Linked DNA regions of Homo sapiens: region 1 is linked to region 2. A link is a loop called in an ENCODE intact Hi-C map of the cell type or tissue named here. Cell type or tissue: breast epithelium. All regions are shown on one strand. Links, peaks and the distances in the headings refer to the core of each region. The heading gives the core; the rest is flanking DNA. Region 1 holds the start of CCDC68 (coiled-coil domain containing 68). Region 2 has its middle 52 kb from the start of CCDC68.

Evidence for each region. Hi-C counts contacts between places; a loop is a spot of excess contacts. Peaks named below come from ENCODE experiments on the same cell type or tissue, not always from the same donor. Only the 100,000 strongest peaks of a DNase experiment are listed, where the experiment ranks them.
Region 1: it touches region 2 in a loop (18-fold over the local background); 1 of 110 quality-filtered maps calls a loop at or near these places.

What each region holds. Positions count from the first base shown.
Region 1 is chr18:54,958,872-54,963,269 of GRCh38, forward strand. CCDC68 (coiled-coil domain containing 68) reads right to left here and starts at 590. Exons shown (of 12, transcript NM_025214.3): 1 at 465-590. In breast epithelium, for the core only: no CTCF peak of the experiment used is centred there; no DNase peak of the experiment used is centred there; H3K4me3 peaks cover 675 bases.
Region 2 is chr18:55,009,301-55,013,698 of GRCh38, forward strand. No RefSeq gene overlaps it. Among named protein-coding and RNA genes, the nearest start is that of CCDC68, 52 kb to the left of the region's middle. In breast epithelium, for the core only: no CTCF peak of the experiment used is centred there; no DNase peak of the experiment used is centred there.

The sequences.
Region 1 (4,398 bases), core at 246-4,245, 50 kb before region 2:
AGACAGCCACCTTCATTCATCTCTGCTCTTTAAAAAATGCGAGCGCAGTGACCTGTCAAAGCCACCACGCTGGAGTTCCTAGGTCAGGGCGTTTACCGCAGGACTTTTCTCCATAGCCTCTGAAATTAGCAGGCAGAAATCGCGGGGACCCCTGACAAACGGATTGTATAACAACAACCTAAATAAATAATCAGGTGTGCGCCGGACTAAGTAGGGGTTCCTCTCTGCGGAAAAGCAGCTCTTCCCAATGGGGAAGAAACTTCTCGCCCAGGAAATTCGAGCCCAGAACCGAGGTTTCCAGGGAGGATTACCTCTTCAACAAGGACCCTTTTACAGGAAATGTCCTTGATGCCAGGAACTCCACTGGGGAAGCCGCTGGAAAGGCACCTGGACACCCACACACATGGAGGGGATGCGGGGGCGCGCCGCAGGGACCGGGCCCGAAGGTGGCCAGACTCGCCTACCTTGTGGGGCGCCCAGCCGACGCGGGGTCCCGGTGCTGCTCCTCCCCTGGGCGATCGGACCTTGGGGCCAGGGTCGGCTGCCAGGGCCCTGCGAGTGCAGCCGCCACCGCCCGCAGGCTTGGCTCCGCCCCGCGGGGCGCGCCCAGGGCAGAGTCCGGCGCCGGTGAGGCCCCGGGGAGGAGTCGCGGCAGGACGCGTACGCCCAGCGCTGGAGAGCCAGGCTCTGCCCCTCACGCCCCTCGCTAGGGTGCTGTACAGGCGGGTGGGGGGAGGGGATCGGCCGCTGCTTTTCAAGAAGGTTCTATTTGCACCCTAAGTTTATAAACTTTTGTTTTTGTTTTTTAAATAATTTTTGATTTTATTGTTTTTAGTATAAATTTATGGAGTACAAGTGCAATTTTGTTGTTTTTTTAAAAAACTTTCTTTTGGAACTTAAAAAAAGTTGCAAAGATAGTAGAGAGAGTCGTCTATATACCCCTCAGTCGGTGTCTCCTAATGCCTACAGCTTCCATAACTGTGGCACATTTGTCAAAACTAAGAAATTCACATTGGGCCAGGTGCGGTGGCTCACGCCTTGGTAATCTCAGCATTTTGAGAGGCCAAGGCAGGCGGGAGGATCGCTTGAGCTCAGGAGTTCGAGACCAGCCTGGGCAACATAGCGAGACCTCATTTCTACTAAAAATATTTTTTAAAAGACATTAACATTGATCTGCCACTATTAACACTACTCCAGACTTGATGTAGCTGTCACTAGCTTTTTGGCTAACGCCTTTCCCTTTCAGGATCCCAGCCAGGATACCACACTGCATTTAGCATCCTGTGCCCTTTGTCTCCTCTAATCCATGACAGTTTCTCTGTCTTTTCTTGACTTTGACAGCTGTAAAGAATTCTAGTAAAGTATTGTGATGAAGTATTCTGGTAAGGTATAGTTTTGTGGGGGTACCTCGACACCCACTCATGTGGGTATTGTCTACTGTTTTTTTCTCATGATGAGACTGGGGGGAGGAAAGACTCAGAGATGAAGTGCCTTCCCCACTGCATCCTCTCAGGGACGATGGCACGATGGCCAGGTGACTTATCACTGGTGACTTGACCTTGATCCCATAGTTAAGGTTGTGTCTGCCAGGTTTCTCTACTGCAAAGCTGTTTTTCTCTTTCCATACACTCTACTCTGAATGGCATGAATGGCATGACTCAATTCAGCTGACACTCAAGATGAGGGCAAGATTAAACTCCATCCCAGAGCAGGGAGTATCTATATGTTATTATTTAGAATGATTCTGTAAGGAAGATTTGTTCCATCTCTCTTGTTTATTCAATCATTTATGTCAGTATTTGTTATGTCAGTATGGACCCATGTATATTTATTTTATACTTTGGGCTAGAATTCAATACTACATTATTAATTTTGTTGCTCAAATGGTTCCAGCTTTGACCACTGGGAACTCTTTCAGGTTGGCTCCTGTGTCTCTCTGAAAGTTCATAAACTTTTAGGATTGTGGGGAAAAAAAAAAGGTGTATTTCCTCCGCCCCCCCTCAACATCTAACAGATTGAGAAAACTGCAACCCAAATCCTTCAATATCCAAGGGCTTTTCAGAATCTTCCTGGGAATCCTATGATTACTGATTCCCACCACAGTTAGAGAGGAATGTTATTTTTTTTTTTTCCTAGCAGATTAACTTGTAGATTGTGACCCAATTGGAGAAGTGAAAGTTGATGGTTCTTAGGTAATTTTTTTGTTAACTAATCCTTGTGGTTCTAGTAAATAGATGTATGTATGTTTACAGACAAATCGTGTTCCAAAGATAGCCATGGATGTTTATTACAAGTTTCAGCATTGAAGAAACCCAGCTGTTGAGGATCATTTGTTACATTGCTTTGGTTTGCTCATGTTTGCATTTGCAAGTTGGTTCCATAAACACCACATTTCCTCCTTCTGAGCTTGGCTTTTGCTCAGCATTTGACACTGCCTGCTTTCTGAGACCTGTCCACCTCTCTTCCTGGCCTTGACCCTTCCTGGAGAAGGAAATCTACTTCTCCATTAGCTTGGGTTGAGCTGGGTAAACACAGGATGCGGTGAAGTACCAGTGAGTACTCCAGAACTGCAGAGCTAACTCATTTTCTATCTTTCAACTATTTTTAACAAAGTTAGAAAAGTAAGAGTTAAAGGAAAACATTTCATACCTAAGACTCACCATATCTGCTATGGACTGAATGATTTGTGTTCCCCCCTAAAAGTTTATATAATGAAATCCTAATCCCCAACGTGGTGGTGAAAGTGGGGTCTTCGGGAAGTAATTAGGTCATGAAGGTAGAGCCCTCATGAGTGGGTTTTAGTGCCCTTCTAAGAAGAGACAAAAGGCTGGGAATAGTGACTCATGCCTATAGTTCCATCTCTTTGGGAGGCCAAGGCAGGTGAATCGCTTGAGCCCAGGAGTTTGAAACCAGCCTGGGCAATATGGCAAAACCTCATCTCTACAAAATATACAAAAATTAGCTGAGCATGGTGGTGCACTCCTGTAGTCCCAGCTACTCAGGAGGCTGAGGCGAAAGGATCACTTCAGCCTGGGAGGTAGAGGCTGTAGTGAGCTGACAGTGTACCACTGCCCTCCAGCCTGGGTAACAGAGTGAGACTCTGTCTCAAATAAAGAGAGGGAGAGAGAGAGAAGAGATATCTGTCATGTGATAACACAGCAAGAAAGCAGCCATCTGCAAACCAGGAAGCAGGCCTCCACAGACACCACATCTCTGGGTGCCTTGATCTTGGACTGCCCAACCTCCAGAACTGTGAGAAATAAATAACTGTGGTTGAAGCCAGTTAATACCAGTCTATGTTATTTTGTTATAGCCCCTGGAACTAAGACAATATCCCAGAAGAAAGCGACAAGGTCAGAGATGAAGCTGAGATTCTTGTGTACGTTTCTGGGCGGGAGAGGAGAGACTTTAAGTGAAAGTGGTCATTCTAATTAGAATGAAATCATAGTTTTATTTCATAGTTCTGCAAATAGACTATTTTCTCAGTAACTTTAATAAAACTTTTGTGGAGGGGAGCAGAGTAAACTCAGGATTCATGAGAGTGTGGAGTTACAATATATTAGCAACCTCCACAGGGAAGCTCAGGAGAATCTATAAACTATTATTAATTTAAAACTCCAGTGGTGTTTCTCAGAGGTTGGATATTGGGGGATTAGGGATGAGGCAGGGATTGATGTTTATGGATTTCTCTTACAGCTACTGCCTTTGATTATTATTTTTATGACAGCATATGTACAAACCATTTAAAATTTTCCTAGAGCTGTATATCTTTACACTTTTAAGATTATCCACATTAAGAAAAAGTATTGCTATTACATAATTTTCGGAATGGCTTTGGTTGGGTCTGATAGAGATTAGGTCCCGGGGACTAAAGCATCCCCAAACCACCCAGAGTGCCCTCGTTGAATAAATCCGTTCTCCTACTCACTCCACTAAAAAGAGGAGGGATTGAGGGTGCAGAAGAAAGCAGCAGATGCAGTCTCCTCTCCTGAAGAACACTGTGAATTGTCACCCACGTTCAAAGAGGGTCTAATTGTAAATCTAACACCCTGCCTTGTGACATTCAGAGCCTGTGGCTTGTGGCATTTGGACCCAGGCTCATATTTGAAATCGCTCTTGTTTATTTCTGTTCAGGGATTATTTGCTGAAAGGGAAAGTTGTGTGTGTGTGTGCGCGCACACACGTGTGCGTGTACTTAGTGCAATTTTATTTTATTTAAAATTTGCATTTAAAATGTATTAAAATTATTTTATTTTAATATTATTTTAAATTTGCATTTAAAATACATGTGTGTGTCTATACACACATACATATATTTAGTGCAATTTTAAATGCAAATTTTACTGTCATTTCCAGCCTCTAACACGTGCGCATACACACACACAAACACACACCATT
Region 2 (4,398 bases), core at 100-4,099:
TCTGAGTTCTTCCTTTCATTTTGCACAAAGAGAAATTATTCATTGGATTTATTTGCCATTAAGAGGCATCTTTGAATTGTGGGAGGTGTAACACCTTTCTTGAAAGAGTGCTCCCATATCTCCTGCCAGTTAAGCTTGTTAGTTGAATATGTAGCTCTGCTACGTGTAGCTTTGAGATCCTCTTATATAAAAGACACCTAATCTTCCTGCTTGTCCTCACGCCAATTCCTTTTGCCATGAAACTACTAGTATAACCTAAATCAAAAGAAAATCTTTTGAACCCACAGATACAGCAGATGAGACTGTTCTCAAGCCCACAGTCCTCTAGGGAGCTTTTTTTTTTTTTTTTTTTTTTGACTACTCAGTCCAGTCAATATAATCCAACGTAGTTCAATAAAACTCTATGCCAGGATTTAAGGGCTAGCAAAGGAAACAGAAATAATCTCGCCCTCCAGAAGCTTGCAACATTCTTTTCCTCTCAAAATCCACTGTCCAAAATGTCTGTACTATGCGTATGTTATTAGATATACATGGTCTTTATTTTTATTTAGCTTTTCAAGGGAGGCTATCTTGAGACTCTGTGCAGACAATTCTTCAAGGTCAGTAAATTTGCCATTTGTGTTCTCCAAAGCACCCAGCATAGTTCAAGGCCTATGGTAATCATAATTTAAGGCTACTCTACAAACATTTTTAGTCAATCAATCAATCAATAAGAGTATTCATTGCATCTTTATAGGAAGTATTATATCAGGTTCCCGATCCTGCACTCATCTGAGGGGTTTCTATCTAAAGGATCAAATAGGACATCCACAAGAGATCAAAGTTTTGTAACCATATGCCAGAGATTGGAAATTACCACTGTATTATAGATTTGGGATTATCTTGGAATTTTATGGCATTTCCTACCCATCTTTCTTCTCACTAAAGTTATCTGCAAAAATCCTTGGGGAAGGAGAAATTGGCATCTTAAGTTTAATTGCATACCTAGAGTCAAACAATAAGCAGGAGCAAGATATTTGGTCACATCACTATTGATATATAAAGAGCTTGATCGGCACCTTCTGTTTCAAAAATGTTGAAATTTACCACTATGAGGAAAAAGGATAAATACAAGTTTCTATATCACAGGATGTCTCAGAGCCTTTACCTGGCTATAGTACACCATAACTTTCCATGAGAAACATGTCTGTAATATTTCCTAAATATACTTGAAAATGGGACTCATATTTTCAAAATACCTTGTATGACTGGTGTTCCACAAAACATAAATTGGACTAATCTATGAGGTTTACAATACACGAGATCCGTCCTTCAATGACTGTACAAAATGCAACTCCACTTCTTTGTCAATCTGAACAACTTTAGAAAATGTGTGTAAGTAGAAATTTGCAATAACTTTCACCTCTACATTGAAAACAAAAAAACTCTTTACTCTTTTTACAGGCTGATATGTGACTTTTCTCCAAACACCCTTCAAAACCATCTCTCTGATCTGATTCTACACAGTAGTGTATGCCCAGCAGGCTTTCTTGCATCTGTGTTTCCAGAGAAGCCATGGTAGCCTATATGTACAGTTCTTTTAGATGATAATTAAGGATTAATTGGATTAATTAGAAAACATTTTTAGGACCAGCCACAGTGGCTCACACCTGTAATCCTAGCAATTTGAGAGGCCAAGGCAAGAGGATTACTTGAGCCCAGGAGTTAGAGACTAGCCTGGGCAATGTGGTGAGACCACATTATATGGTTAGGCTTTTTGTCCCCACCTAAATCTCATCCTGAATTGTAATCCTCATAATCCGCACATGTCAAGGGAGAGACTAGGTGGAGGTAATTGAATCACAGGGGCAGTTTCCTCCACGCTGTTCTCGTTTCGTGATAGTGAGTGAATTCTCACGAGATCTGATGGTTTCCCTCTTTCTTCAGCACTTCTGCTTCCTGCCGCCTTTTGAAGAAAGTGCCTTGCTTCTCCTTCACCTTCCACCATGTGTATTTCCTGAGGCCAACCCAGCCATGCTGAACTGTGAGTCAATTAAACCTCTTTCTTTTATAAATTACCCAGTCTCGGAAAGTTCTTTATAGCAATACGAAAACGGACTAATATACCTTGTCTCTACAAAAATAAAAAAAACTTAGCCAGTTGTGGTGGTGCACACCAGTGGTCACAGATACTCAGGAGGCTGAGACAGGAGGATCATTTGAGCTTGGGAAGTCAAGACTGCAGTGAGCCGTGATTACACCACTGCATTCCAGAGATAGAGGGAGACAGTGCCTCAAAAAAGAAAAAAAGAAAGAAAGAAAGAAAAGAAAACATTTTAAGACACCAAGATCTAGACCTTGTATATCATGCTCAAACATGGTATATTTCAGGGTAAATGATAACAGCAAATAGAGATAAAATCCTGATGGCCTCACTAATGAGAGTTCCTTGATTTCATGTTTTGTGTTACTTTTGTAACCACCTTGCTCTTCATCATGTCCAAGTCTGTTTTTGTTGAAGAATTAACATCAAAGCAAAATATGTGACAAGGTTCTTACTTTTAACAACTTTCTTAATTAAACTCATCAAGTTCCTTCTTTTCCTCAAGTTGAAAATTTATGTCCTCACCCAAAGGTACCATATGCCCCTGAGTTTTAGGATGCTCAAACCATATACCCTGCTGCTTATTGTTTTAAAAACTAAACACATTCACACCCGAAATAACTACAAAGCCTGTCTCCAAGCCACACACCAATCAGACAATGCCTGTTTGAATTCACCACTAATTGATTGCATGCACTAGACACATGGAAAAAAGTACGTTGCTGCAGTGTTTCCTAATGACTTCCAGAACTGAACTCTTCAGAACGTCGTGAATCACAGCAAGCATGTGTCTAGGTTGCAATTGGGAGATTGTTTAATTATTTACTTTTAATATAGGCTCTTTGCAAAGGAATGTTTTCTGAGATCTTTGTTACTCAAAGTGCTGCCCTAAGACCAGCAGCATCAGCGTTCTGCGGAGCTGTGGTAGAAATGCTAAACTAAACTCCACCCAAACCTCGTGAGTCACAATTGCCAGTTCGGCAAGGAGCTCAGGTGATTCTTATTCACATTAAAGTTGAAGAAGCCCTGAAACCTGGGAGACTTTTGGTCAAATTTCCCTTTCTAGGCTTGAAGCCCATTCACATTTATTGTACAGTAAATGATTTTTTTCCTTTCCTACAAACATAAAAATATATTGTTAACAAATCATGGTATTGTATTAATAATACAAGGAATATGAGAGATTTTCCCATGATGAATATTGGATGTTGCAACAAGCAGAGAATGTAATGATTGCAAAGTTCCCTTAGGAAATCTTTCTTATTTAACAGTGTGCTTGTTTACTTCAATGTGGCCACTAAGTTGTAGAGGTGTCTGTTGACCTCACGTCATGCAAAGTCATGAGTCAATGATTGGCTTTCATAGAAGTCAATCATTTATGTTTCAGAGAGGTAATAAAAAAAAGGCCTAAACAGGCCGGGCGTGGTGGCTCACGCCTGTAATCCTAGCACTTTGGGAGGCCAAGGAGGGCGGATCACGAGGTCAGGAGATCGAGACCATCCTGGCTAACACGGTGAAACCCCATCTCTACTGAACGTACAAAAAATTAGCCGGGCGTGGTGGCGGGCGCCTGTAGTCCCAGCTACTCAGGAGGCTGAGGCAGGAGAATGGCATGAGCCCAGGAGGCGGAGCTTGCAGTGAGCCAAGATTGTGCCACTGCACTCCAGCCTGGGCAACGGTGCAAGACTCCGTCTCAAAAAAAAAAAAATGGCCTAAACAAAACCCCCACATTTTAAACAGCTTCCATTGTATCTGCCTCCCTGTAAAATAGCTTGAATTTGGGGGAAAAGATTATTTTAAGTCAGGGGCTGAACCGATGTGGGTAATACCTAAGTGATGTTTAACACTCTGAAGATCGAGAATGACAGCATTGTAGAATAATGTACTGATCTCCATCTTTGGTGTGATAGTTCTGCTTTACTGTTTATATTTGTAAGTCCTGGAATTTGGCCTAGACTAGAAGAGTCATCCACTGATTGGATAACACAAAAAGCTGAAAGGAACAAGGTGTAATGCTCAAGAAAAGCCTTCGATTGTTAACAACTTCAGATTTTGTTCAGTTTTTTTTAATCCCCTTCAAATTAGTCACCTGAAGAGGCCCACACTTTTTTGTTCCTGCAGTGTTGTTATCAGAAACATTCTTTTCTAACTTATCTTTTAAAACTTGGGCCAGGTGCGGTGGCTTATGCTTATAAACCCAGTGCTTTGGGAGGCTAAGGCAGGAAGATCACTTAAGGCCTGGAGTCCAAGACATGCCTGGACAACAGAGCAAGACTTGTCTCTGAAAAAAAAAAGAAAGAAAGAAAACTGCCCTC